6 separate regions of the Homo sapiens genome follow, and all the other regions are linked to region 1. Evidence: chromatin loops called from intact Hi-C (ENCODE). Cell type or tissue: endothelial cell of umbilical vein. All regions are shown on one strand. Region 1 has its middle 14 kb from the start of YAE1. Region 2 overlaps RALA (RAS like proto-oncogene A). Region 3 overlaps LINC00265 (long intergenic non-protein coding RNA 265). Region 4 overlaps RALA (RAS like proto-oncogene A). Region 5 overlaps LOC101928688 (a long non-coding RNA gene). Region 6 overlaps CDK13 (cyclin dependent kinase 13).

Region 1 (5,000 bases):
GTCAATGGCAACTTACTTTGCCTGACTTTCTCAAGTTGTCCCTGGTTACTTCCTTGGAGACAAAGCAACCTGTGATGAGGTCAGAAGTATCATGTTCACACTAAAGAGGCAAGGTCTCTGATGAGTAGCTGAGTGAAATCCCATCTCTGACCTCAGTGCTTCTGCTACCTTTCATGAAGGCCATCCTTTGTTCCAGCACACTGACAGAAATAAAAAACGCTCTCTAAGCTGACAAATGGGGTGGGTCATAAGTGAACATTGTGACAGATTTCAGACATCATACAGACCTCATATTGGCCTATAAGATAAAAATCACAGACTAATAATATATCGTTTGGCAGCTTGAATGACAAAACAATGTGATTTTAAATGAAAATACTTTTAATTGGCTTCTACAAATGAATTAAATGAGTTTTCCTTCTACATTCAATTCTATTGCAGTCATTTCTAAACAGCTGATAGGTTAAAATTATATGGTTAGTTAAAATAACTATTTTTAACTAATTTTTTTTTTGGCTGGGCATGGTGGCTCATGCCTAGAATTCAAGCACTTTGGGAGGCCGAGGGAGGAGGATCACTTGAGCCCAGGAGTTCTAGACTAGCCCAGGCAACACAGTGAGGCCCTATCTCAACAATGACAACAACAAAAATGACAACAACAAAATTAGCCCGGCATGGTATAGTCCTATCAATAGTCTGATCTTTCCAGAAAGAATATCACCAAAGTACTAATCAGAACTACCTACAGACACAGTTCTCAGAAGCTGGTGTAGTGCCTGTAGTCCCAGCTACTTGGGAGGCTGAGGCAGGAGGATTGCTTGAGCCCAGGAGATTGAGGCTGCCATAAGCTGTAATTGTACCACTGCACTCCAACCTTAGTGACAGAGTGAGACTCCATCTCTTAAAAAAAAAATTAACTTTTACTTTTTAAAAAGCTATTTTTATGGTTATTTTCTTGTTTTTTATTTTTTTTTTGAGACTGGGTCTCACTCTGTTACCCAGGCTGAAGTGCAGTGGCAGGATCACGGCTCACTGCAGCCTTGAACTCCTGGGCTTAAGCCATCCTTCTGCCTCAGCCTTCCCAAGTAGTTGGGACCATAGGTGTGCACTACCATGCCCGGTTGATTTTGTATTTTTTGTAGAGATGCGGTCTCCCTATGTTTCCCAGGCTGGTCTTGAACTCTTGGGTTCAAGTGATCCACCTGTCTCAGCTTCCCAAAGTGCTGGGATTATAGGCATGAGCCACCGTGCCAGGGTGGTTAGTTGTTAATAATAATTTGCTGTTCCATGGTGTAATTTTTAATTACAGGTTAGAGAGTTTTTGGTTATTTCAGAATCTGATTTTGGAAGAAAGGTGTTTTGCAATGCCTCCAAATAAGAAAAAGAAGATATTTTATTTTCAGGTTATTTACATTATACCCCAATTTCAGTCATTTTGCTTTATTGGCAAAAGCTATCATTATACTATTGTCAAATCTCTCATATTTCATTATTACAAGCAATTTGACAACTCATTTGTTTTGTGTTTAAAAATCTATCTAGAACCATATATTTCTTTTATAAATAACAAAGCCATGTTACATAGATAACGATGACTATGTCATTAATAAGGAAACAGGCTTAACTATTCTAGAGTTGTATTTGATGAGAGGAAAACCTAGTTGGTTGTCGATTTGTTGACTAAAAAGAGAAGAGTTGTGATATATTTGAGTAGGTTAACAAAGTTGTTGTCTCTCCCTATGTTTACATCCTGAAAAGTTGTGTTTGTGTGTGTGAGAGAAAAAGAGAGAGTGAGATCAAGAGATGAACTGCAAGTGTTGTTTGAAACAGTTTAGGTGCAGTCCTGCTTGGCAAGTAGAGATGCTTCCTGCAGGTGAGGTTAGAATTTTACATTGCTTCTGATTGAAGGCTGCATGCTTTGGGTTCTAGGTGTTTACTTTTAGGCCTCAGAGCTTTGGAAAAAAGGTGCTTTTTTCTTTTGAACAGGTTTTCTTATGATCAGTTATTTTGATTTAGAAAAATTCTCAGCCTAGAATTTAAACAAGAACAGGAGGATCCTAATTTCTTATTTGTCGACATACCCCAAAAGCCCTCCTCATCCACCCAACTTCACAAATGGCTCAATCTGTCTGGTATAGCTTTAGGGATAATCACTAGCTTCTTGTACTTGTGACCATGAGGTCTAAGCAAAGGGCACATTACCAAGGAATGAAACACGTGCTAACTTATCAGGGTGCACGAGCACCACCTAGTGGCCTTGAACTAACTCAACAGCTTCTTCGAAAGAAAGAGGATCCAAAGGTCCAAGGCCTCTCTCAGTGGTGAGTTGCATACACATGCATGAAAGCACCAGGATTCAACTTCCGCAGAACTCAATCTGTAGGTAGTTCTGATTAGTACTTTGATCTTCTTTTTGGAAAGAGCAGACTATTTATAGGGCAAGAAAACGGAGTGTTACACACTGAGGACTCTTGGCTCTTTTTGGCAGATCTGCAGCAGTATGCACATATGTGAGTGGTGAGCTAACACCCTTCCTTTCAGTTGAATAGGAATATGTAAAAGCTAGACACATCATCACAAAATGAGTGACATAAACTATCTTCCCGTTTGGAGGATAGAAAGTCTAAGAAGTCCGAGGAGAATTTAGTTTCTCCTTTAGTATATGTGCTAAACCACTTTCTACATAATATTCTCCCCTCGAGTAGGCAGGGACCATCTCTTTTTCTACATGTATAGCAAACAAATCTGGTAAATTTTTTGTTCCTTATAACTGTTGGTTATTATGCTTTTTTTGTTTTTTTAGACACAGGGTCTCACTCTGTTGCCTAGGCTAGAGTGCAGTGGTGCGATCACAGCTCACTGCAGCCTCAAGCTCCTGGGCTCAGGTGATCCTCCCACTTCAGCTTCCCAGGAGGCTGGGACTACAGGTTGCATGCCACCATGCCTGGCTATTATTATTTTGGTAGTGACAGGCTTTTGCCATGTTGCCCAGGCTGGTGTGGTCTCAAACTCCTGGGCTCAAGTGATCCTTCCAACTCAGCCTCCCAAAGTGCTGCGATTGTAGGTGTGAGCTATAGACACGTAGCTCGGCTATTACATACATTTTTAAAATAAAAATAATACTTGCTGACTGGGGAAGACTTGAAAAATGCAGAAAAGCAGGATTTTTTTTTTTTTTTGAGACAGAGTCTCACTCTGTTGTCCAGGCTGGAGTGCAGTGGCGTGATCTCAGCTCACTGCACCCCCACCTCCTGGGTTCAAGCGATTCTCCTGCCTCAGCCTCCTGAGTAGCTGGGATTACAGGTGCCTGCCATCACACAAGACTAATTTTTGTATTTTTAGTAGAGATGGGTTTTTGCCATGTTGGCCAGGCTGGTCTCGAACTCCTGACCTCAAGTGACCTGTCCACCTCGGCCTCTCATAGAAAAATAGAAATTAACAGCAAAGTAAACACATAGCTCACAGTCCCCCTACTAAACACAGTCACTGCTACCATGTTATTATTTAGTAAGCATCCACCCTGAGTACACACTCTGGAACCAGGCTTGCCTTGGTTTAAATCTCAAGTGGGCCATTTAGTAGCTACAAACTGGACACATTACTTAGCCTTCTTGGTGCCTCGATTTCCTAATCTCTAAGATGGGCATAAAAGCAGCTCTGCAGGAGAGGGCTATTATGAGGATTAAAGAAATTAATATATGTAAAGCTTTTAGAATATAGTGCCTACATATAGTAAACACTGCCTGCGTTAACCATTACTTCCCCTCTCTTTTTCCTCCAGCTCCTTACTGTTATTAGAACTATGCACCAGGGATCCTGCTAGAAACTAACATCTTGGTTTGTTTTCACCTAGTTTTTGCCTTTGTGTAGTTTCTTTCTGCACTTTCTTAGTAGCGGAAACTATACTAAAACATAATTTTGTATTTTTTAAAGTTTTGCTATATTGTAATATTAACTTATTCATTGTAAAATTTGTAATGACTGGTAAATGCTATTATATTAACGTAACTGTTTAGCCTGGTGTATGACGATGTAGTCTCCGGAATTGGTGGATTCTTGGTCTCACTGACTTCAAGAATGAAGCTGCAGACCCTCGCGGTGAGTGTTACAGTTCTTAAAGGTGGTGTGTCCGGAGGTTGTTCCTTCTGATATTCAGACGTGTTCGGAGTTTCTTTCTTCTGGCGGGTTCATGGTCTCACTGGCTTCAGGAGTGAAGCTACAGACCTTCGCGGTGAGTGTTGCAGCTCATAAGGCAGCGCGTCTGGAGTTGTTCATTCTTCCAATGGGTTCGTGGTCTCGCTGGCCTCAGGAGCGAAGCTGCAGCCCGTTGCAGTGAGTGTTACAGCTCACAAAGACAACACAAACCCAAACAGTGAACAGCAGAAAGATTTATTGCAAACAGCAAAAGAACAAAGCTTCCACAACATGGAACTAGACCCTTGGGCAGCCTGCAACTAGACCCTTGGGCAGCCTGCTTTTATTCCCTTATCTGGCCCCACCCACATCTTGCTGATTGGTCCATTTTACAGAGAGCTGATCGGTCTGTTTTACAGACAGCTTATTGGTCCGTTTTGACAGAGTGCTGATTGGTGTATTTACAATCCCTTAGCTAGACATAAAGGTTCTCCAACTCCCTACCAGATTAGCTAGACACAGAGCGCTGCTTGAACTAGACACAGAGTGCTGATTGGTGCATTTACAATCCTCCAGCTAGACATAGAAGTTCTCCAAGTCCCCACCAGATTAGCTAGACACAGAGCACTGATTGGTGTATTCACAAACCTCGAGCTAGACACCAAGTGCTGACTGGTGTATTCACAATCCCTTAGCTAGACATAAAGGTTCTCCAAGTCCCCACCAGATTAGCTAGACACAGAGCACTGATTGGTGTGTTTACAAACCTCGAGCTAGACACAGAGTGCTGACTGGTGTATTCACAATCCCTTAGCTAGACATAAAGGTTCTCCAAGTCCCAACTAGACTCACGAGCCCAGCTGGCT
Region 2 (5,000 bases), 110 kb before region 1:
AGGTTTCCCAGCTTCTTTCCCCTCCCGGATCCTCTGCACTAACCACTGCCCATGTTCCTACTTTGTCACTAACTTGCTCTTGGTTAAATGCCTTATATATTCATCTAGGCTGTGTGAATCTTGAAAATAGAGGATACATTGCATGCTTCTTTTCTGTCCTCCATAATCAAGTAAGACACTTCACACAGAAATAAAAATATGTATCATTTAATTAAAGAACACTTGATTTATGCATGTAGTATTTGCAAGACCACGCAAGAACTCTATGCCAAATACCTCTTAAATATAGAGGAGCACCTCTTTCCCCTTCACCAAAACCACCTCCTCTAAAACCAAATGGATTCCAGATTTTAATTAAACAATAAATAATAAAAAATATTATATAACAATCTAATGTGCCCATCTACAGAGATATTATTTCTATTAAAAATTCATTCATTCTGAAGGTTCCCATGTAATAAGAAAAAGAAACAAAAAATTCAGTCTGTGCTATCAGGGCATCTATATTTTGAGGAGGATGGCAACGTGCCTACTGAGCATTACATAGGTGCTAAGAAACCATGACTAACAGAGAAAGATGTAAAACCTGAGTAAGCTCCATTATGTGCTCTAAGTATGAACTGTTATGGCAGTAGTAGTTTACACTAAAGAGAAATACTTCAGTAACTCATAGAGACTCTGGGTAACTGAAGCTGTCACAAAATCAAACTCCAATACAGGTGACACCGGGAGAGCTGTAAGACTATGCAAAGTATCCTAACTGTGTGTACATAACACAGTAGAGAGAGTCATATACTGATATCAAAAAGGGAATAAACACAATTAGAGACAGAGTAAAAGACTAACAAGTTAGAACCTCTAGTTGTCTACTTGTTTCTGGGGAAGAAATTGTTGTATAGTATGTCACAAGCAACAACATTACTCTAGGACATACCTGAAGTCAGCTGTAGCTGCAAAGGATTCCATTTCTGTAATAGAGAAAACACAGAGGAACCCCTCCCCACTTCGGAAGTAGTTGTCTCTAATTGCAGCGTAGTCCTCCTGCCCAGCTGTATCTAAGATATCGATCTGGACTTCCTCCCCATCTAGCACTACCTTCTTCCGATAGCTGTCTGCTTTGGTAGGCTCATAGTCCTCCACAAACTAGAAAAGATAAAAACACACCAATTTTTTAATTATTACGTTTCAAAACTTATTTTGAAATAATTATAAATTCATGTGAAGCTGCCAAAATAGTACAAGAAGAGTTCTGTATACCCTTTGCCCAGATTCCTCCAATGGTAAAAACTACACTAATTTTAATTTTAGACAATTTCTTGGTTTCCTCATTTGCAAACAGAGAGGGCTGAGTTATTACCTCTAGGCTGTTTACAGCTTGAAAACAGCTTTTCTTCCTTAAAACACAATACCTGCAAAAACTATTACACATATATTTTACCAAATTTATAATAGTCTTTTTTCTATGTAACTCTGAATATAAATTTTCATGCTAGAACTGTGGAAATAACTTAAAGGTCAATATTTTGGTAAGCACTGAAAGTATCATTAAATCCTTTCTTTTTCTAAAATGAACTAAGTCAATAAAGTGATTTACACTACTCAACAGAAAGTCAAATCTTAAACTTTATGAGACTTCTTCCCAAACTTTTGATTTTTTAAATAGTACAATTCAACAACTTTACATTCCCACTCCTATCGTCAGCCCCATAAATCTCACTTTAATATACCTTGATAAACCGTAGGCAGGCAGATGATAAGTATGTGTATATGTACGCAGACAAGGCCTTACTATGTTGCCCAGGCTGGTCTTGAACTCCTGGGCTCAAATAATCCTACTGCCTTGGTCTCCCAAAGTGTTGGGATCACAGGTGTGAGCCACCAGGCCCGGCCTATCTTTTGATATCATTGTTAGCATGTATTCATTTACACACAGACATTTGTGGGTTTTTTATTAGCTCTTGTAAATATTTTCATTATCTGATACATTCTTATTTATTTGCTATGACTGTATCTTGTCATTAGAATTTAACCCCTCAGAGCAGGGACCTTGCATATGCTATTCATCATTATATCTCTAAAGCCTATAACAGTGCCTGTTACATGGGAGATACTCAATAAATAATTATTTTAAAAATGGACACAGTGTATTTGTAACTGTAAAAGTTAAATAACATTCCACCACATTTACATGCTATTAATGTGCTTAGTCATTCATTACAAGTTAGGCATGTGGGCTGGGTGTGGTGGCTCATGCCTGTAATGCCAGCAGTTAGGGAGGCTGAGGTGAGTGGATCACTTGAGCCCAGGAGTTAGTTCAAGATCAGACTGGGACACATGGCAAAACCCCGTGATATGGTTTGGCTCTGTGTCCCCACCCAAATCTCATGTTGAACTGTAATTCCCAATGCTGGGGGAGGGATCAGGTGGGAGGTGACTGGATCATGGGGGCAGATTTCCCTCATGCTGTTCTCAAGATTGTGAGTTCTCACGAGATCTGATGGTTTTTAAAGTGTGTGGCACTTCCTCCCTTGCTCGCGTGTGCTCGCTCACACTCTCTCTCTCTCCCTCCCCTGTCCCAACATGTGAGGATGCACTTGCTTTCCCTTCACCCTCTGCCACAATTGCAGGTCTCCTGAAGCCTCCTAGTCATGCTTCCTGTTAAGCCTGTGGAACTGTGAGTCAATTAAATCTCTTTTATTCATAAATTACCCCAGTGTCAGGTACTTCTTTATAGCAGTGTGAGAACAGACGGATACACCCCGTCGCTACAAAAATATACAACAATTAGCTGGGCATAGTGGCACATGCCTATAGTCTCAGCTACTTGGAAGGCTGAAATGGGAGGATCGCTTGAGCCTGGGAGGTGGAGGTTGCAGTGAGCTGAGACTGCATCACTGCCAGGGCAACAGAGCAAGACGTTATCTTTAAAAAAAAAAAAAAAAAAATTAGGCATGTGAATATTCTTACTTTTGGCTTCCTTATTGTCAAGAGGAGACTGATTTAAGGATTAGTCTGAGAGAAGATTAGCTCTTAAATAAACAGTATGAAACAAAGAATTCAATGAATAAATCAGTAATTTCATTTAAAGTACCATTTCAATCCACTCTCCACAAACTTTTTTTTTTTTTAAGAGACAGGGGTCTTGCTCTGTTGTGTAGGCTGGAATGCAGTGGCACAGTCATTGCTCACTGTGACCTCCAATGCAAATGATCCTCCTGCCTCAGCCTCCTAAGTAACTAGGAAAACAGGCATGCAGCACCACGCCCAGCTAATTTTTTAATTTTTTCATAGAGACAGGGTCTCACTTTGTTGCCAGCTGGTTCAAGCTCCTAGCCTCAAGTGATTCTCCAGCCTACGCCTTCCCTAAACTTTTTAATTCGCTCACTAACAAGCATGGCAACTGACAGATTTAAGGGTTTTATGTATGTGTGTAAAAAGAATGGTGAGACACAGGCAACAGAAAAAGACATGGGGGGTTGGGTGCACTGGCTCATACCTGTAATCCCAGCTTTGGGAGCCCAAGGTGGGAGGATCGCCCTGGGCAACAGAGTGAGAACCTGGTCTCTATTTAAAAAAAATAAAAGGTAAAAAAAGAGATAAAGACATGGGGTGGGAAAAATCTGTAGGGATATTTTTAGTCAAAAGACTAGGTTTAACACTTTGTTGCTCATCACAGATCACTTTTCTTGGGTAAGCTGGGTAACTCTCTGAGGTTCTGTTTTCACATCTGTAAAATGGGGATATCACCATCTCCCACACAAGATTGTTACGAGGACTAAGTTGTCTGCAACCATAAAACCTGGCTTTTGTTGGGAGAAAACAGAAGTGAGGATAAATGCTTACATTGGATTACCAACTCTTAAATCATTAAGACTTGATAACATTCCTGCAGGGAAAGACTATATTGCTATATATAGGCTACACCTTAACTCAGGGATGATGAAGTCTGATATGAATACATGCATACAAATCTGTAACCTGTGTGGTAATTATAAATTTTAGTGACTTGGCCTGCTTAATGATGAATGTAGTGCCATGCCAAACACACAATAAACGACTTTTTCATCAAGTTTATTAAAAGAATTTTTTTTTTTTTTTGGGATGGAGTCTTGCTCTGTCGCCCAGGCTGGAGTGCAGTGGCGCGATCTCGGCTCACTGCAAGCTCCGCCTCCCAGGTTCACACCATTCTCCTGCCTCAGCCTCCCGAGTAGCTGGGACTACAGGCACCCGCCACCATGCCCAGTTAATTTTTTGTATTTTTAGTATAGACGGGGTTTCACCGTGTTAGCCAGGATGGTCTCGATCTCCTAACCTTGTGATCTGCCTGTCTTGGCCTCCCAAAGTGCTGGGATTAGGCGTGAGCCACCGTGCGTGCCCAGCCTAAAAGATATTTTATATATGTTAACCTCAAGTCTCTCTTAAGTATTATACACACCACTTCTATTAATTAAAGGTAGGAATCGCCAATAAAACCTAAAAACAAAAAAGCTAAAGTTAGATTACTAAAAAAAGGCGTACTGTTTTTAGTTTAGCTTTGTTTTTAAAGCCTGAGGTTTTTAAGGACCATAAGTTCCTGATTTGTAAAATCAAGTTATGTACAGATGGCTCTAAACACAAAAATGAAAAAAAAATTATTAGTAATTTCAAGGATTCAAACAATCCATACAAAATAGCACCAAAACTAAGCTAGGGAAATACTCTCTGAAAGCCTAAACTTTGATCCATTATAAAATTAGCACTTACCTCATCGTACATGAACTGTAGAGTCAGAGCTGACTTGCCCACGCCACCACTGCCCACCATGATGACTTTGTGTAAAGCCAAAGAATTCTGACCCTTGGGCTTATTTGCAGCCATTTTGTGTCTCAGTTTTCACCAAAGGATTAAGAAGAATCTAAGAAGAATGAAAGAATAAGTAATGCTCAGTACATTCTTCTTTAGAATTCCAGTGTAAGAAAGAGATATGTCCTTAGAGTTCAATATACTAGTTTTCAATCTGT
Region 3 (5,000 bases), 170 kb before region 1:
GAGACTCTGGTTCTTGAAAAAATAAATTAATTAATATTAAATCCAACTAAATATATGGAGCAAAAAATCAAAGTTTGAATTCAGATCAGTTTGATGGTTTGCTGAGCTTGTTGCTGACTAGTCTCTTCTAAGGGATAAGGCCCTGTCTACAGACTAAGGTTGGTACCACACGACCCTGTTCTCCATAGCTATGGCTTATTGGGCACTTGATCCAAGGGTGGCCTATATCAGACTGGCCAGCAATCTATGATGTGGCATGTCTTAGAAACCTGAGCTGGGCCAATCAGATTCCTCATTGAGGAACTGATAGTTAGGAAATAGAGGGAGACTGGGCTAATTCACCATTAGAGCTAGCAAAAGTCTCCTGTGGGCCATGTGCAACTCATGAGTATGAAGAGGCTTAGCCATAAAGGGAGGAGGACAGAATGGACAGATTCACAAGAAAGCAGCAGAGAGGCTGTGAGCAAGAGAGCCTGTGACCACTGGGGGAAAGGAACAGACTGGTTCTGGATGATTCTGTAGTTCCAGTGCACATGTGTCCTTAAAGTCAGCTCCCTTTTCCTTGAAATATAACTAACTCATGTGGGTTTCTTTCCTCAACCAAAGAGACTTAATGCAAACCAGCAGCTCTTTTTCAATTAGAAAAATTGACTATTAACTATCATTGTTTCTAATTAGAAAAGCAAGCAAAAACTACGTTATTTTAATACATTCCAGCTTATATACAGAAAAAAATATAGTTTAGTAGCAAGTGTGGATCTGGGTTTTGTGGGGCCTGAAGTTTATACAGATTACAGATACAGATCTTTTAGAAAAGAATGCCAAATTATAGGTAAAAAATAGGTAGAGGGTCCAGGAGGGGCCTGTGAAAGTCAGGAGCCTTGAACCTGAGCTTCACTAACTGCATGGTAAATTCAGCTCTGTTTAGAAGAAAGAACATGATCCTAAGGCTAATGTGGCCTTAGGCACTTTTTAAATTTAAATAACAACATTTAACTTAAATAAAAAGTGGACCCCAGAAAATTACATACTGTTCCCATACTTTGGTTGAATGCTTTTTAAGCTATCGCAAATGAACTTTTCTTGGCCAGCATCAGTACTTTTAAAAGGATGAAATAAAATGGAATAGAAAGGAAAGCCTCAGGGTGCATTGTATGATGTAAGGATGACTATTGTAGTGTGAGACTTTTGTTTCCATTTTATAAATATATAAGTCAGTGATTCGCAAACTCTTTGGTCTTAGAATCCTTTGTTCTCTTAAAATATACAGAGGACTATTATTGTTATTGTTTTTAGAGACCGGGTCTCACTCTGTCACCCAGGCTGGAGTGCAGTGGTGTGATCATAGCTCACTGTAGCCTCCATGTCCTGTGCTCAAGTGATCCTCCCACTTCAGCCTCTCAAATAGCTGGGACCACAGGTGCTTGCCACCATGCCTGGCTAATTTTTTCTTTTTTGTGTGTGCGGAAACTGGGTCTTGCCCAGGCAGGTCTCAAGCTCCTGGCCTCCAATGATCCTCTTGCTTCACCCTCCCAAAGTGTTGGAATTACAGGCATGAGCCACCACATCTGGCCCAGAGGAGAATTATTTAAGGTTAGCACCTAGAGTTAAAAAAAATACACACATACACACACAGACACACACACACACACACACACACACACACACACACACACACGGCCCCAAAATGTTTTTGTTTATGTGAGATATATATGTTGATATTTACTGTATTAAAAATTAAAACTAAGGCCAGGCACAGTGGCTCATGCCTGTAATCTCAGCACTTTGGGAGGCTGAGGCAGGTGGATCACCTGAGATCAGGAGTTGGAGACCAGCCTGGCCAACATGCTGAAACCCCATCTCTATGAAAAACACACAAAAAAACTAGCTGGGCGTGGTGGTGCATGCTGGGAGGCGGAGGTTGCAGTGAGCTGAGATCACACCACTGCATTCTAGCCTGAGCAACCGAGGGAGACTCTGTCTCAAAAAAAAAAAAAATTAAATTAAAACTAAGAATTAAACGTATATATATTTATTAATTGTTGTTGTTTTTTAGAGAGTGGAATAGTAAAATCACAAGAAGTGAAGACATTTAAGGAGGCATCGAAACCCCTCAAATATAAGAGAATCACATTTCTTTCTGACATTGGAAAGGCTCTTTTTCTCAACACTTAATGTGGGGAGGATCTGATTAACACAACAGGAGAAAAAGAGTGAAAGAACTATGTTGCCAGGAGGTGGCGCCTGCATGCAGCTGGGAGCCAGGAGGAAAATGACGGGGCAGAGAGGCAGCCTTCCTGAGATGAGAGGTTCCCAAAGGATGCTGGCAGCAAGGAAACTTCAGGGCGAGGGCGGGGGATCTTCCTGGCCCAACAGCAGATCAGAAAACGGAAGAACAGCTTTTTTCCATCCCTCACTACCGCCCCAGCATAAGCAAGTGGTTTTCAAATTCCTTGGGGTGCACAAGAATCACTGAAGATGTGTTGAAAATGTAAATGTGATGATAGGGTCCACATCAAGATTTAGAGCTGCAAAGTCTGCATTCTAGGAAGCTTCCCAGAGGATCCTGTTGTACGTGTGGTCCTCAGACCACAGCCATAATTATTTTAGGAGAAATGAGCAAACTTTACAGCCCTAGGTTTGCATGTAAAAAAACTGACATCAAATCTCACCTCTCAGTTGACAAAGGGCTTTCACATCTAAGGTCTTATTTAAGATGCAGAATTACCCTTTTATACATGTGGCAACCGAGTAGCCTGAGCCAGCCCGCAACCAGAACCCTCAGCTTTCAAATCCAGTGCCCTTGCCTTAGCCCCAGGCAGCATCTCCAGGGCCCCTGGTCAACGAGGATACCCGGCTTGGATTACCTTGGTGGTTCTCAAAACATGGTCCCTGGACTAGAATCACCTGGAACTTGTTAAAGCATAATTTAGGGGGCCCCCTTCTAGACCTGCTGAATCAGAGACTCAGGGGTGGGCCCAGCATCTTGTGTTTAATAAGCCTGCCCAGTGATGCTGAAGATGTAGGCTGAAGTGCTGGGTTACCTTGGCCAGACCCTGGAACCTAAGTCATCCTCAGCATCCAGATCCTCGGGGCATACTGCCAAATGGAGCCAGCCGTTGGACAAATCATGGCGGGTGGAGGGGGGTGGAGGAGTGGACTAGGCAGGGCTTGTTTCTAAACCTTTCCCTGTGGTCAGGCATAAACCAGTGCCTTGGGGCCCATGTTTTCTGCTTCTCTGCCTGGACACACTGTGCCCATATTTCCACCCTGCCCCCCGGGAAATTGAACTGATATCAGATAAATGTGTATCTGACTCAGCCCCACCCCTTCTCTTCTGCAGGCCATATAGTTGCTGCTGACCTTCAGCTCCAACCCCTGCTCAGGTCTTGGCACAAACTGGCCCTAAGAGGGAGGGCTTGAAGGAGCACCAGCCCCACCCTTGGGGAAGTAACTCATCTTCCTCATCTGCCTGCCTGGGTCTCTGCTGCTGGCCAACACATGCTTCTAATAGTGGCTGTTTGGCTCTTGAAAGCTGAGAATTCCCTGCCCCCACTTAGAGGTACCTGATACCTTGTCTTGTCTGCAGAGCCAGGCTCACACATCTCCTTGGTGACATCTTTCCAATTATGCATCCCACCCTCTTTACAGGAAAAGTGAGCAAGTTCTTCCTTTGGGCTCCTGTGACACCTTCAGCTTACCTCACAGCATTCACCTCACTCTATTATAATTCTTTATTTACTCTCTGAAGTTCTTTTTGGATTCCTGGCCCCAGGCAGAGCTCAGTAAATGTTCCTCATGTGGGATGAATGTTCGATTTCCTCCTAATCACCGGATGAGATCAGTGCACTGCCTTTTATGTATCTGGATTCCTGCTACCTGGAGAGGCAATGCAGGAGCTCAACAAATGAGGGTGACCATGAAGGTGGGAAGAGAACCAGAGCAGGCATTATTGCCTCCTGGGTCTTTCCCACACTGGGTTGAAAGCTTTAGACCCTTCCTGCACTCTCTCTTCCTTTTACCTTTTTAGGAACCAGTGTCATGTCCCTGGAACCTTGCTCTGCAAACCTTGGCTGCCAAATCTTGCAAACTATTGAGAGAATAGCAGAAAGGATTCTGAATAAGGAGATCAAATAATTTATCGCTCAAACTGTGACACTTTGGAGAGTGAACGGGGCAGTATTAATGACAACAGGCGGCCGGGCGCGGTGGTTCACACCTGTAATCCAGAACTTTGGGAGGCCAAGGTGGGTGGATCACGAGGTCAGGAGATCGAGACCATCCTGGCTAACATGGTGAAACCCCGTCTCTACTAAAAAAAAAAAAAAATACAAAAAAAATTAGCCGGGCGTGGTGGCGGGCTCCTGTAGTCCCAACTACTCATGAGGCTGAGGCAGGAGAACGGCGTGAACCATGGAGGGGGAGCTTGCAGTGAGCCGAGATTGTGCCACTGCACTCCAGCCTGGGCGACAGAGTGAGACTTGGTCTCAAAAAAAAAAAAAAAAAAAGACAACAGGCATAAATAGGAGTGTCACAGGCAAATTGGGAGACATGGACACCCTATCTCTGAGCCACGGAGTGGCTTGGCCCACCTGTGTTCAGGAGCTAAGTTTGGCTCAGCTGGGCCCAGGTAGAAGCGGAACTGCAGACAGTGAAAGAGGTCTCATGGCTGAGGCAGACAGCATTTTTCCATGAAAACTAGTGCCAAATTTTGAACTATGGGCAGGCCAGAATAATGAAATCTCAAAGGTCACCCCCAGCTGCCTCAGGAATGTCTTCATTTTGGGCAAGTCCTCTACCTTCTCAATGGGCCCCACAGTTAGAGCCCCCTACCTCCAGCATGTCCAGATGTTGAGGGACCTCAGGAAGTCACCGACCTAGTTACAATCCTCAACCTGTCTGGCCTTTGTCTAAAAATCATTTTCAGATGCTCTATCTCTTTTGGGCCACACAATGGCTTTCCGGGAGGAGAGTGCTTGGAATGATGGGACATCAGGACA
Region 4 (5,000 bases), 71 kb before region 1:
TGTTCAAAAAGGTCCTAAAAAATAAAATGGAATTGTGAGGGAGAATTCTGCTGAGCTGAGGTGACACTTCATATAATTATTCTAAATAAATAAATTCTAAATAAATTATTCTAAATAAATTATTACAACTAGGTAGGAGGATTATAGGAGCTCAGGAGTTTGAGACCAGCCTGGGCAACATAGCAAGGTCTCATCTCTACTAAAAATGTTTTAAAAATTGGCCAGGCATGGTGGAACACATCTGTGGTCTCAGTTCTCAGAAGGCTGAGGTAGGAGAATGGCTTAAGCCAGGTAGTCAAAGCTGCAGTGAGACATGACTGTGCCACTGTACTTCAGCCTGGGTGACAGAGCAAGACCCTATCTCAAAAAACAATAATAATAGGCCGGGCGTGGTGGCTCATGCCTGTAATCTCAGCACTTTGGGAGGCTGATGCAGGCGGATGATAAGGTCAGGAGTTTGAGACCAGCCTGACCAACATGGTGAAACCCCATCTCTACTAAAAATACAAAAATTAGCCAGGCATGGTGGCGCATGCCTGTAATCCCAGCTACTCAGGAGGCTGAGGCAGGAGAATCGCTTTAACCTGGGAGGTGGAGGTTGCAGTGAGCCGAGATCGCACCACTGCACTCCAGCCTGGGCAACAGAGTGAGACTCCGTCTCAAAAAATAATAATAATAATAATAATAGTTTGAGACCAGCCTGGCTAACAATAATAATAGTTTGAGACAAGCCTGGCTAACATGGCAAAACCACATCTCTACTAAAAATACAAAAATTAGCCATGTATGGTGGTGCATGCCTGTAATCCCAGCTACTTGAGAAGCTGAGGTGGGAGAATTGCTCGCACCTGGGAGGCAGACGTGGCAGTGAGTCAAGATCACACCACTGCACTCCAGCCTGGGCAACAGACCATCTCAAATAATAATAATAATAATAAAATTAATTAATTCAACTACATCAAGATTTGACTACAAAGAAATTCAAATCCTCTGATAGGCATTTACTAAAATCACTCTAGAAAGTAGCAAACCTCTGTAAAACTTTTCTTGCTTCTTACCTTATACAGGTATTATGAAGTTTAGGAGTCTGAGGAATATTAGAATTGCTTTATTCTTATATCCACTCCAACAGGTTTATGTTACTCCTATGATTACAGCAACTGAACAATTTTTGCAAATTAACTGAGGATTTGAATATCCTAGTCATCCTTGAGAACCCAATAAAACCAACGGACCTTCATCCCTAGAAGCCCTACTATGGTCCTGTTTAAAAACTAATGCAAATATCATAAAACTTATACCTACAATTATTACTTTTGGTGAATTTGTATGTGAATTATTAGTAAGAATTGATATGGGGTGGGGAATGGCTATTACAGTTTGAATGTTTGTCCCAACTCATGTTGAAATTTAACTGCCATTGCCACAGTATTAAGATGTGGGACCTTGAAGAAGTGAGTAAACCATAAGAGGCCACCCTCATGGGTGGGATTGGTGCCCTTATAAAAGGACAGGTTCATCACTTTTCACCTTGCCCTTTCACCCTCTCTTGCTCTGCTGCCATAGGAGGACACCACATTCCTCCTCCCTAGAGGATGCAGCAATAAGGGACCATCTTGGAACCAGAGACTGAATCTGCTGATACTTTGATCTTAAACCTCCCAGCCTCCAGAATATGAGAAGGAAATTTCTATTCTTTACTAATTACCCAGTCTGTGGTACTTTGCTCTAGCAGCAGGAAATGGACTGAGACAATGGCTATCAGTGTCATGATTATCCATAGAAAATTAGCGATAAGAATATTTATTGTAACATTATTCATCATAGTAAAAAATTATGGATAGCCATGAACCATAAAACAGTCGTTTAAAAATGACACTGAGTACTGAATAACACTGAAAAACGTTCAGAAAATAAAAGCTGCTTACAAACAGCATTTATATATTAACTTTATTTTGAACAGATATGTATTACTACAAACATGAAAAAATTAGATAGCAAAATAAAATTTCACTAAGAGTAATCTGAACAAGGGAATATGAAAAATGTTTAACTTCCAGGGCTTTCTGCCTAACTGTATTCCAGTTTTCTACCACAAATGTTACTTTTGTAATCAGGAAAAAAAAAAAGCTTAGTGAAAAAGGAAAAATATTTAAAATATTTGTGGTTAGGCTCCAATATAATCAAACTGTCACAAATAGCTGCTTCAGCAATTGTAGAAACACTGGTCACATGACACGGAGTTTTGCAGACACTCAAGTGGATCAGTGTGGTGAGGAGCCTCCAAGATGGCTTCCAACAATCCCCACACATCCTAGTATTCACGCCCTTATGTGGGCTTCTATGTTGTACCAGGGTCGGTCTGTGTGACAAATATACAGATGTTCCTTAACATACAATAGAGTTACATCCCAACAAAACCATTGTTAGGTTGAAAACATCATAAGTCGAAAATGCATTTAATACACCTAGCCTACCCTGAACATGCTCAGAAGACTTATATTAGCTTACAGTTGGGCAAAATCAACTAACACAAAGCCTATTTTATAATAAAGTGTTTGTTGACTATCTCATATAATTTATTGAATACTGGGTTGAAAGTGAAAAACATAATGATGGTACACCATTGTAAAGCTGAAAAATCCTAAGTCGGGGACTGTCTACGATACAGAAGTAAAGGCATGTCACTTCCAAAGATTAGGATATAAAAGGCTGAGGCTTCTGTCCTGGGCACTCTGTCTCATTACTTTCTACAGGGGAAGCCACATTATGACTAGTCCAAAGGAGAGGCTGATGTGGCAAGGAACTGAAGCCTCCTGCCAATAGCCATGAATAAGATACGAAGCCGACTCTCTAGACCCAGCCAAGTCTCAGAAGTCTGCAGCCCTGGCTGACACTTTGATTGCAGCCTCATGGGAGATTCTAAGTCAGAACCATCCAGCTAAGCTGCTTTCACATTGCTGACCCACAGGAACTGTGGTAATAAATGTTTGTTGTTTTAAGCAGCTAAGATATTGGTAATTTATAACACAGCCCCAATAGATAACTATATAGTTAGCTTACAGTTTGAGACTAGGGCCCCTTCCAAGAACCCGCCTTAGGAAAAAGCACCGAGACTGCAAGTCTAAATTCAAAGTTCTGATTTTCTATGTGGTTTGACCAAAACCAGAAAAGGGGTCTTACTACCTTCTTCAAAATGTTCAATTCCCTAGATTTGATACCTATTTCTTCCCCTCTCCCACTCATATTTCATCCTATCTTTTCTTCAGTTACTGTAAATCTAAGGGTTGGCAAACTCTTTCTAGTAAATATTTTAGGCTTCTCTGCAGCACTACTCAACTCTGCTGCCATAGTTTGAAAGCAGTCACAGACAATACCTAAATAAATGCACAAGGTTATGTTCCAACAAAACTTTATTTTAAAAACAGGCAGCAGGCTGAATTTGGCTCCAGAGCTGGGGTTTGCCAACCCCTGCTATAAATGAAACTGATCAAGATCCTAGTAAGCCCGATGCTTCCACTCATGCCGATCTCATTCCCTCTAGCCAACTCAACAGAGACTGCTCCAGAAATTCTCCCCCTTTCATCCATGAATTTGTTCCTCTCTACTGGATTCAAATGTATTTTTTTCTATCTTAAAAATAAAACAAAAACTCTCAACCCTACTTCATTTCTCAAACTCACTGTCTCCAATTCTGTTCCTTTTATTCTCTCCCAAGCCTACTCATATAAAGCTTTTGTTAAGGTCACCTCCACACTGCTAAATCCAACAGTCAATTTTCAATCTTCGTTATACCTCACTTATCAGTAGCAGCTGACCCAGATCATCACTCCCTCTTTCTTAAAACATTTTCTTTATTTGGTTTCCAGGATACCACAATCACCTGGTTTTCCAAAGTCATTATGGCTTCTCTTTTTCCATCCATCTCTTTTTGGGCCTCTTTTTTCTATCTACATTCATTCCTTTCATGAGTTCACTTAGGCTGTTTGAGTTGCTGTAACAAAACATGTAAGCCTGGGTAATTTATAAAGAACAGAAATTTATTTCTCATAGTTCTGTGGCCTAGAAGTCCAAATTGAAGCAGGTTCGGTGTCTGGTGAGGACCATCATCTGCTCCAAGATGGCACCCTGTTGCTGCATCCTCCAGCGGGGACGAATGCTGTGTCCTCACTAGGAAAAGGAGCAGAAGAGCAAAAAAGGGCCTAGCTAGTTCCTTTAGCCTTTTTATAAAGTTGCTGATCTCATTCATGAGGACTCTGCGCTCGTGAACTAATCACCTCCTATTGGCACCATCTCTTAATATTGTTGAATTAAGGATTAAGTTTCAACATGAATTTTGGAGGCAACACAAACATTCAAACCATAATACTCAGTATAGCATCTATATGGGGATGACATCCAAATTTATATCTCTGGATTTCATCTCTCCCCTGAACATCAGATTCACATGTAACTGCCTACTTAACACATAAAACTAGTTGTCTAATAGGCAACTTAACTGTCCAAATTCCAAACTGTCCAAAACTCCATGCCTGGTTTAACCTACTCCAACCTGCTTCTCTCTTAGCTTTCCCTCTATCAGTAAATGGCAACCTCATTCTTTAGGTTGCTCACACTGAAACTCCTGGAGTCATTCTTTTATTTTTATTGAGACAGGGTCTCGCTCTGTCGCACAGGCTGGAGTGCAACGGCATGATCACAGCTCAGCACAGCCTTGATCTCCTGGGCTCAAGCGATCCTCCCACCTCAAGCCTCCTGAGTAGCTGGGATTACAGGCGCATGCCACCATGCCCAGCTAATTTTTGTATTTTTTGTAGATACTGGATTTTGACTTATTGCCTCTACTGTCTCAAACTCTTGGGCTCAAGTGATCCGCTTGCCTCGACCTCCCAAAGTGCTGGGATTACAGGGGTGAGCCATTGCACCTGGCCCCTTGGAGTCATTCTTAACTCTTCTTTCACAGCCCACAACTGATTGGCTGGCAAATCTGTCACCTCTAC
Region 5 (5,000 bases), 320 kb before region 1:
ACTTTTTTTAAACCTTTAAAGGATTCCTTTAAAACTTGAAGACCATATTTTCTCACAGCTAGGTCACTAACAAAGTCACCTGGAGCAAGATAATCATTTGTTTATTCAACATTTATTGAACACTGGGAAAAAATGCAGAAGATAAAAATGAATGGTCTGTGGTCTCTTCCCTCAAGGAGCACATACTCTAGTAGGGAAGTTATAACTGACTGTTCTAAGAGCTATAAATAGAGGTGTGAGCTTAGCCCTATGGCTCAGAGATGATGGAGGAGGAGGAGAAGTAGGAGGAGGGTGGAGGCATTGGCAGGGCAGAATCACAGGTGCCTGAGCTAAGTGCCGAATGTGCATGAGTTTGTCAGACAAATGATAAGGATGGGCATTCCAGGCAAAGAGATCAGCATAGACAGAGATAGTGAGGCACAAAACGATATGGCAGAGTAAAATAACTTGAAGATGTTTGGTGTGGCTGGCTTATTAGCGTTGTCAGAGTTAAGGCTGGTAAAGTAGGCTTTGCATTGAAAGGTCTCATTAGCCATGACAAGAAGACTGGGATCTTCCAAACTAGTAAGGAGCCACCGAAGGATTTTAAGCAGAAGGGTGACCTTGTTACATCTGTATTTTTCAGTGTTTACTATGGCAGTGGATGGAAGACAATGTAGGAATGAGACCCAAATCAGACACATTTTTAGGGAGGCAAATTGAGTGGGCCTCAGTTTTCTTATTGAAAAAAGGGTAGTGGAGTGGCATAGGATTAAATTAGGCATCACAAATGCAACTGCTACCAGGGCTGGACAGGTCCTGTCTATGCATCAGGTGCACTGGGGGTGGTTGGGAGCTGCATTAAATGAATAGAACACACTCCATCTAAAATGGGAGCCATTCTTGAAAGAAGACCAAGAAGAATAAATACACTAATAAAATAGAATGCAAGAGGGGCAGCAACTAGTCAGCCCAGGCTATTTTCTGTAGCTATTTTCTAGTTTTTTTCCCCAAACAGCCCCTGAATCACTTTTTGTGAAGTCTCCTAATTTTTCTATGTTGGTAACTAATTCCAAAGTAACAGTCAACATCAGCAGCAACAAGATTATGCATGGTAAATAAGTATACTCTGCTAGCGTTCACTGGTTTGGGACTTTGGGATATGATAAGCTCTAGGGCCTCTTCCAGCTCTAACAGGAAAAGACTCCTCCGTATCCCGCTAGCATTTGTGCTACATTGTCATTGATGGTTCACAGTAAGCCAGTCACATGGATGAAAGTCTCTAGGACTATTCAAACAGGCATAACCAGATATTTCTGGGGTTGGCATTTATTCATTGATATTTTTGTGTATTAATTTGTTCATTCAACAAGCATTTGTATAGTGTCAATTACATGCAAAGCATTGTTGAACAGAAATGGAGAGATGAATGAGAAAAATGAAACTTGGGGTTGAGGAGGAGAGATTGGGACTTCCTTACAAGGAGAAATCTGTCATTTCTTACCTGTTACCTCTGCCAACAGATCTTAGAGGAGAGACTTCTGCAGCTCGGCCCAGGGCCTTCGTGTTCAGCCTTTCCTGCTCACAAAACACAGATGTGAGCAAGCTTGTTCCTCAGGGTCCCCAGGACTCTCAGGATCTGACTTCCTACTATTCCATCTGGAGGAAAAGACAAATGACAAGAAAGGAAAAGAAGGCAATGAAAATAACTTACTGCTTAAGAAATTGGGTTATTGTCACCATTATGAGGCTTAAGTAACAGGTGACATGTGTTAAGAAGAGTTTTTTTTTTTTTTAAGTCAATCTAGGATTTTTTTTAAAAAAAAGAACAAATATGAAAATGCAAGGAGTAGAAAAATGTGTATTGTGTGGAAAATGCATAGAATACCTCTGGAAGGATATATGCACACAGAAACTGGCAATTGAATTCTATTTAGTTTAATTCCATTTAACTAATTTTATTTTGTTCCATTTAATCAATAGAGAGCTTGAAACAAAATCGAGTTATAAACTAAGAAAGTTAAATATACCATGAAAGCAAAGAAAAACAATAATTTACCATTTTAAACCAATTTTAATGTAACATTTTAAACACAATGGTTATTTTATAAGAACTGCAGAGAGTTTTAAAATTATAATATCCAGCGTTGTCCATATAATTGAGAATAGTGTCAGAAGCTTTAAAGATATGTACAGTACAGTATACCTTTTGTTGTTGTTTGAGAGAGTCTCGCTCTGTTGCACGGGCTGGAGTGCAGTGACACAATCTCAGCTCACTGTAACCTCCATCTCCTGGTTACAGGCTGTGAGCCACCGCACCCAGCCAAGTATACCTTTTAACCCAGCAATTATAGTAATAAGAACTTATCCAAAGGAAATCATTTAACATGTGTATAAAGATTTAACTCGGCCAGGCGCAGTGGCTCACGCCTATAATCCCAACACTTTGGGAGGCTGAGGCAGGCGGATCACCTGAGGTCAGGAGTTCGATATCAGACTGGCCAACATGGTGAAACCCTGTCTCTACTAAAAATACAAAAAATTAGCCGGGCGTGGTGGCAGGTGCCTGTAATCCCAGCTACTAGGGAGGCTGAGGCAGGAGAATCGCTTGAACCTGGGAGGTGTAGGTTGCAGTGAGCCGAGATCGCGCCACTGCACTCCAGCCTGGGCGACAGAGCAAGACTCTCTCTCAAAAAAAAGTAAACAAAGACAGGAAAGCATCTGAGACCCAGGAAATGGAGTTTAAATTGCAAAAGAGCCAGCCTGGTGCCGAAGATTGGGAATGGGAATTCAATACGCTTCTGCGAAATTCCCGTGTGGTGCTGCCACCCACTGGACAATTAGGAAATTAAACTGAAACTTTGCCATAAAGCTAGTTTTTCCATTAGAATAATATTTTGTAAAAGAGCTGACACTTGCTGTATTTCTATCATAATACTTTTTTCCTAATGCATTTGCTTGTGCTTCCTAGCTCAATGATAATCATTGGAGACATATGAGGGGGACAGGTATGAAGAGACAAGAAAATGTCAGTTACTGAGAAATTAAATCAAAGACTTGTGTATTCTAGACTCAGCCTTTATGAGTGTGAAAGATCTGTAAATCTAGAACTCGATATGCACTTGCTACATAGTCACTTACTCACAAAACATATGCTGAATTAAAACAATAGCAAACATTTGTTGAGTGTTTACTGTATGTTGTATCCATACTTAATGTGGATAGAGTATTTTATGGATAAAACATGAATATAGTGCTTTATGGACACACACTTTATGTGGATTAATTTATTTAAGTCTCACTACAACCCCCAAAAGTAGGTGCCATTTTTGTCCTCATTTTACATTTAAAGAAACTGAGGCATGAGGATATTGAGTAACTTGCCCATGGTCATGAAGCAAACGAATAGTGAATTGGGAGTCCAGCCCATGGAGTCTGATCTGGAAGTTTGTCCTCTTAACCTCAAGGCTAGTGGTTCTCAAAGTGTGGCTCCTAGACCAATGTCATCATCATCCCCTGGAAACTTGATAGAACTGCAAGTTCTCAGGCCCCTTTAGAGACCTGAATCAGAAACTTGGGATGGAGCTGGATGCTGCGGTGTATACAGTGCAGTCCCAGCTACTTGGGAGGCTGAGGCAGGAGGATAGCTTGAGGCCGGAAGTTTGAGGCTGCAGCGCACTATGGTTGCACTTGTGAATAGCCACTGTACTCTAACCTAGGCAACATAGCCAGACCTTGTCTCAATAAAAGAAAAACAAAAAAAGAAAATCAAAATGTGAATCAGAGGATTCCAGGTGATTCTGCCACAGGCAAAAGTTTGACAACCACTGACTTAGATTATGCCATCACCAAGTGTTAAAGTATTTAAATAAAAGTAACTGGTTCTAGACTTATCCTACAGATCAAGAATAAACAGTGTGGTAGACATAACTACACTGTCATTTATGTGACATCCCTGGTGACTGTCAGGGATTCTCTGTTCATCATAACTGTGTTTGATTGGGATAATGACCCCTCTGGGGAGGAGAGTCCAAGGATAGAAAGGTGTGGGTGGTTCTGAAGAGAAGCAAAGGCACCCACCCAGGTGTCCATACTAGAAGTTGGCAGCAGGGAATACATCCACCGTGGCACTAAAACAGAGAACAAAGCAAACATGAAAGCAAAGAAATTCCCTGGGCAGGAGGCTTGTTTTCTTCAGTTTGACTTCCAGGGAAAGAATGGAGGGGATTCCCCAGCAAGAGCAGGGCGTCCTATCCCAAGTGTGTGGCCTGGGCTTGCAGCAGTTGAGCTAAGCTGGAACAATGTCTCCCAGCATCCCCTTCCCTGCATAGTTCCAGGCTGGCATGGCCCACAAGAGACATCTTGGGTGGAATTTGGAAGACAGAGGTGAAACAGCAGCTGTATCCCTTCTGTGCTCAGCTGACTGGCTCAGGCTCCAGCTACCATCCCAGCACATGCTCGTGTTGTTGCTTTTCTGTTGGCTCACCTTGTTGGTGGCAGCCCGTGGCTCACAGCTCCTCCATATTTTGCTGGAGCCTCTTTCAGCTTCTCTGACTCTTGGGCCAGATGTATGTTTGGTTCCATAGTGGAAGGCTCTAGCTTTCCCTATAGGACACCTACTTCCTTGAAATTGGAAGCTTTCTAAAAGACCTATGTGGGCTCCAATCTGTCCTCTGGCTCCAGCTTTGGGCTCAAGAGTCCCAGTTTATCCTTGCTTTCCTCCACTTCATATCCATCCTCATCCTCATCCCCAGAGGACCTGCCCTGCAGACTTCAGGCCCCAGAACCAGCCATCTACAGACTGTTCAATGTTGACAAAAAAAAGTCAAGTCCTGTAAAATATTTGAAGAGATTTATTCTGGCCCAAATGAGGGTGACCATGGCCCGTGACACAGCCCTCAGGAGACCCTGAGAACATGTGCCCAAAGTGGTTGGGGCACAGCCTAGTTTTATACATTTTAGGGAGACATAAGACATCAAATACATGTAAGATGTACATTGGTTTGGTCTGGAAAGGTGGG
Region 6 (5,000 bases), 470 kb before region 1:
CCCATCTCTACTAAAATTACAAAAATTCGCTGGGTGTGGTGGCAGGTGCCTGTAATCCCAGCTACTTGGGAGACTGAGGCAGGAGAATCGCTTGAACTCAGGAGACAGAGGTTGGGTTGAGCCGAGACTGCGCCATTGCACTCCAGCTTGGGAGACAAGAGCGAAACTCCATCTCAAAAAAAAAAAAGTCATCAGACTTTAATATAACTTTCATGGGAAAAATTACAGGTAATTTTAAATATTTGTTGCTATCAAAATATTTTTTGTTTATAGATTTCTCATTAGATATTTCAAGAGCTTTCAAACTGCTTAAAATATAATTAAATCCAATATGACAAAGGGAGATTCAAAAGTAGAAATATCACATAACTTCCTAATCTGCTGGAAGATTAAACCTACAGCATAACTCATTTGTCAAAAATATATTTGGAGGATGCAAAGACAAAAAGCAAAATTCAGCAGACCCTTTACTAAAAAAGAACTCTAAAAATTGCCATCAGCCTAATGGTACCTCTAAAGCAGACTTGAGAGGCCCCTAGAGTTCTCTACCTGGAAGATACTTCTAGGTAATCAAGGCTGAATTCAGAGTCTTACCAGAGAAGCACTCCCATATAATGAAAATAATCTTTCTGTCAAAAGATCCTGAGCTCTACTACTTATTGGTTGTGTGATCTTGCAAATGCACTTAAATTTTCTAAACTTCTGTAACTTTAAAATGTACATAAGAATGATACCTACATCATCCATCTCAACTTTCTTTTAAAATAATTCTTGTGAAAGGAAACTATGTATAATAAAGTGATGTACACAAACGTTAGTTAAGTTTGTTCTTTCCTTTTCCCTTCTTTTTCTTAAAAAAAAAAAAGAAAAATGGTGGTAATATAAATTATAATCATGTACTATAAATAATACATAGAATGAATAATATACTCTAAACACATAAAAGAAGATGTGCCCAATGATGCCTGTGGGATTCAGGACAGATTTCAAAGGCGGTAGGGCCTGAATTGCACACTGAAAGAAAAAAAAAATTTGTCAAACTCAGGTGAGAAGTATAATTACATACAAAAGAAACAGCTTATGTAGATTCACAAAGGCATTCAAGAGCACAGCAAGTTTAGGGAACTACAAATAGTTCAACATTGCTATTATCAGGGGGGCTGGAATGGCAGAAGAGAAGACCATAAGGGAGAAAGACCAGAGGACAGAAAAACCAATACAATTCTATTTACAATGGCCTATATGAGGTGACTGGAAACCTTTAACTAAAACGGGAAATAAAGGAAAAGGAGTAGACATTTTTCTGGGGAATGAAATAGATAGGTTTTGTAACAAGGTTTAATTTAGGGTACCCAAATCACCTGGGTAGAGATTTCCAATAAACAAAAGGTCTGGAGACCAGAAGAAAGATCAAGGATTGGAATTCAGTTTTGTAAGTATTCAGCAGTAATGTCTCGGATGATATACCCCCAACAGAAGGAGGGGGGAATTCTTTCCACTTTATATGCTCAAAAATGAAGACTACTCCATTAGAGTTGAAGGGAGAACAATTTAATCTTGATCTTACAGTTAAAAGTCAATGATCTAAATGAGATCTCCTTTCCTGAAGCTTGTTTAATCATATTATTTATTGTCATTCATCTGTTATTAGTAATTTTTTTATTACCATGGTTCCAATCTTGTCTAGTGATTCTCAGAAGATCCTTTTCATTACCTAGAATCCCCAAAGCTCCCTGCACTCATCTGCATCAGGAGGATCCTCCAGATGAAGATCACCTTCTCCCAGATCAGCATCAACCAAGCACTTATCATGAATGCAGTCAATGTTTTAGGGAACATAAAACACAAAAGAATAAAATATGGTAATACTATCTTCCTCTCTCATTAATACCTTCAACTTTAGGAAAATTTAGTTTTGCTTTCAATAACAATGTTCTGAAAAGCCACTAGATGGCGATACTGCCTTCAAAAAGGTGTGTGCGTTTTGGGAGGGTGGTATTAGTGAGCTAATGCTCTAAGGCCCTTTTCATTTTTCCCTTCTCTCTCCTTACTGGATCATCATATGGAAATGTAGTATGCTTTCTGGTTATTGTTTAAAAAACTTTCATTTTGATCATAGTAATATTATTAAAGATACGTTTTTCAGGGCTGGGCACAGTGGCTCACACCTGTAATCCTAGCACTTTGGGAGGCAGAGGTGGGTAGATCACTTGAGGTCAGGAGTTCGAGGCCAGCCTGGCCAACATGGTGAAACCCCGTCTCTACTAAAAACACAAAAATTAGCTGGGCGTGGTGGCAGGTGCCTGTAATCCCATCTACTCAGGAGGCTGAGGCAGGAGAATCGCTTAAACCTAGGAGGCGGAGGTTGCAGTGAGCCGAGATCACACCAGTGCACTGCAGCTTGAGTGACAGAGTGAGACTCCGTCTCATAAATATAAATAAACAAATAAAGTGTCACATTATAGTTTCTTCTCTAGAAAATGAGGCTAGTTTCAATTAATATGGAAAACTTTTTTTCATACAGGACGGTCACATAAAGAGAGAAAGATACTCCATCCTTTTGAAAACCACTGGAGCAATGACTTGGTAAAATAAAAACTAAGAAGAGGGAAACATTGTAGCTGTCAGAAAAACTATACTTAAAAAACCATATACTAAAAGATGAACAGTTAATGAAGAAATGGGGCAAAAATCTCTATTCTCAAGTTTTAAAATTCCCAATGCAGAATGGGACAAAGTATAAATCCCAATGTTCAAAATGAGAAAATGACTGAAATTTAAGAAATCATTTTCCCCTCTAATTTTAATCCAGTGGTTCTCTTTCTTTCTTCAATAGGCACATGAAGAGCAGATCCACATTGGTCACAGACCCCCAAGTACTAGCTGTAACTCCACCCAGCTTTCCTCAAATTCAAAAAAGGAACATCCAAAATCTAATGAGAGCTGTGGTTGATGCTATTACAGTTGTAAGCTGAAAACTGCTCTATTTACAAACAAAAAACCTTACACAAAATTCTTGAACAATTCAGTTATTCGATCTATATTAACTACTTAGAAAATAAAAACACTTCAAAGTGACTTTATACTTGCATGAGTATTACAGTAAGGCCCTACCTGGCTCTCTGTTTATAATGAAGCAGAAATATGAATGAAAAATCATTTGTTACATATTTATCTCAAAAAATATCTAGAAAATTTGAGACAATACAATAAATCTGTTAAAGGTAGATTTCTTTTAAAATCACAGTTATTAAGGTTCACTAGAGCAACATATGTATTTTAAAGGTATTCCATTATATTAATACTACCTCTCCAGGAGATTCTGAAGAAATCAGAATTATTCTCTTAAAAAAAAAAAAGAGAAGTTTTAAAGGAGTATATAAACCCCATAATGATAGGATATTTGCTCTTAAAACAAAATGACAGACTGAATTTTCCTCTTATACATTTAACTGAGCAGAAAAATTCAGTATACATTACCTGAAGATGCAAAGTTATGGGACTTTAAAACTCTGGTTCTCTAAACTCAAAATTTCTACATCAATCCAGCAGGGCAACAGGGACCATGGCCCAGTGAACACACCACACCCCGGCACTCCAATGGAACCCAAATTATATTTTAAAATGAAAATCAATGGGAAAATTAAGCCTCATAATATAAAATTTGGCTTTATAATCAGCTTTTCTGAAACATATCTATTCCAAATGTGCACAAATATCTGCATAACAAGAATCTATTAGATTAAAATGGTAATTAGCTGTTTTCCATTCCATAGGAAAGGATTTACATAATTAACAACAGACACAAACTTATATTAAGCAAAATCTAACTACAGTGAAATCTCAACCAGCTTAGCAGATAGAATTCTTAATTAACCAGAACTTGCCCAAAATAATAGCCACATTAATTTAGTCATATATATGCTTCTCAGCTGGGCATGGTGGCTCATGCCTATAATCCCAGCACTTTGGGAGGCCAAGGCAGGCAGATCACTTGTGGTCACGAGTTCGAGACCAGCCTGGCCAACATGGCGAAATCCTGTCTCTACTAAAAAATACAAAAATTAGCTGGGCATGGTGGTGCACATCTGCAGTCCCAGCTACTCGGAAGGCTGAAGCTGGAGAATCGCTAGAACCCGGGAGGCGGAGGTTGCAGTGAGCTGAGATCACGCCACTGCACTCCAGCCTAGGCGACAGAGTGAGACTGTCTCAAATAAAATAAAATACATATGCTTCTTAAACAGCAGAAGAAAAAAATATACTTCAAGTTAAGTTTTGGATTAAGTACAGTTCAGACCAATTTTTCCTTTCAACTTCTACCAAGAGGCACTATTATATATGACAGAAAGAATAAAAAATTGCGAATTGAAAACTTAACTATACACCCTTGGCTCTGCTAACATTTTTTGATCTTTAAAGTCACTCAACCCTTCACAATAGCCAGGATAGGGAATCAACGTTAAGCGTCCACTAAGAGATGGACGGATAAAGAAAATGTGGCCTGTAATCCCAGCTATCGGTAGGCTGAGGCAGGAGAATCACTTGGACCCCGGAGGTGGAGGCTGTAGTGAGCTGAGATTGCACCACTGCACTCCAGCCTGGGCGACAGAGTGAGACTCTGTCTCAAAAAAAAACAAAACAAAACAAAAAAAGGAAAATGTGGCATATACGCACAATGAAATACTATTCAAGTCTTTAAAAAACAAGGAAATCCTGTCATTTATGACAACATGGATGAACGTGAAGCGCATTGTGTTAAGTGGAATAAGGCAGGCACATAAAGACAAATAACTCATCATTTCACTTATACGTGAAATCTAAAAAACCTCAACTCATAGAGGTAGAGAGTAGAGCTGGTAGTTACCAGATACGGGGCATAGGGAGTATGGGGGGAAGATGCTGGCCTAAGGATATAAAAGTTCAGTTAGACAAAAGTAAATTCAAGAGATTTATTGTACAACTTGGCAGCTACACTTAATAACAATGTATTCTTGAAAATT

What was found. Peaks named below come from ENCODE experiments on the same cell type or tissue, not always from the same donor. Only the 100,000 strongest peaks of a DNase experiment are listed, where the experiment ranks them.
Region 2: it touches region 1 in a loop (4-fold over the local background); 6 of 110 quality-filtered maps call a loop at or near these places.
Region 3: a loop joins it to region 1, with 13 times the contacts of the local background. A loop is called at or near these places in 110 of 110 quality-filtered maps.
Region 4: it touches region 1 in a loop (2.8-fold over the local background); 3 of 110 quality-filtered maps call a loop at or near these places.
Region 5: it touches region 1 in a loop (7-fold over the local background); 5 of 110 quality-filtered maps call a loop at or near these places.
Region 6: a loop joins it to region 1, with 10 times the contacts of the local background. A loop is called at or near these places in 30 of 110 quality-filtered maps.

What each region holds. Positions count from the first base shown.
Region 1 is chr7:39,577,847-39,582,846 of GRCh38, reverse strand. It overlaps a transcript of YAE1 not described here. Among named protein-coding and RNA genes, the nearest start is that of YAE1, 14 kb to the right of the region's middle. RefSeq lists enhancers at 2,400-2,449, 2,470-2,549. In endothelial cell of umbilical vein, a CTCF peak has its summit at 2,250 (motif pointing left); a DNase peak (open chromatin) is centred at 2,216; H3K27ac peaks cover 529 bases.
Region 2 is chr7:39,686,525-39,691,524 of GRCh38, reverse strand. RALA (RAS like proto-oncogene A) reads right to left here. Exons shown (of 5, transcript NM_005402.4): 2 at 4,744-4,894; 3 at 935-1,143. The coding sequence starts at 4,857. Among named protein-coding and RNA genes, the nearest start is that of LINC00265, 45 kb to the left of the region's middle. RefSeq lists an enhancer at 2,401-2,695. In endothelial cell of umbilical vein, no CTCF peak of the experiment used is centred here; a DNase peak (open chromatin) is centred at 2,714; H3K27ac peaks cover 1,219 bases.
Region 3 is chr7:39,743,604-39,748,603 of GRCh38, reverse strand. All of the region lies in intron 1 of LINC00265 (long intergenic non-protein coding RNA 265), which reads right to left. Among named protein-coding and RNA genes, the nearest start is that of LINC00265, 13 kb to the right of the region's middle. In endothelial cell of umbilical vein, a CTCF peak has its summit at 2,212 (motif pointing right); a DNase peak (open chromatin) is centred at 2,243.
Region 4 is chr7:39,648,709-39,653,708 of GRCh38, reverse strand. The region is part of intron 1 of RALA (RAS like proto-oncogene A); the gene reads right to left. Among named protein-coding and RNA genes, the nearest start is that of RALA, 28 kb to the right of the region's middle. In endothelial cell of umbilical vein, no CTCF peak of the experiment used is centred here; no DNase peak of the experiment used is centred here.
Region 5 is chr7:39,894,335-39,899,334 of GRCh38, reverse strand. LOC101928688 (a long non-coding RNA gene) reads right to left here. Exons shown (of 9, transcript XR_001745176.2): 9 at 97-1,638. Among named protein-coding and RNA genes, the nearest start is that of CDK13-DT, 53 kb to the left of the region's middle. In endothelial cell of umbilical vein, a CTCF peak has its summit at 2,811 (motif pointing left); a DNase peak (open chromatin) is centred at 2,804; H3K27me3 peaks cover 1,464 bases.
Region 6 is chr7:40,049,623-40,054,622 of GRCh38, reverse strand. The region is part of intron 7 of CDK13 (cyclin dependent kinase 13); the gene reads right to left. Among named protein-coding and RNA genes, the nearest start is that of MPLKIP, 82 kb to the left of the region's middle. In endothelial cell of umbilical vein, a CTCF peak has its summit at 1,930 (motif pointing right); DNase peaks (open chromatin) are centred at 1,972 and 4,792; H3K27ac peaks cover 355 bases.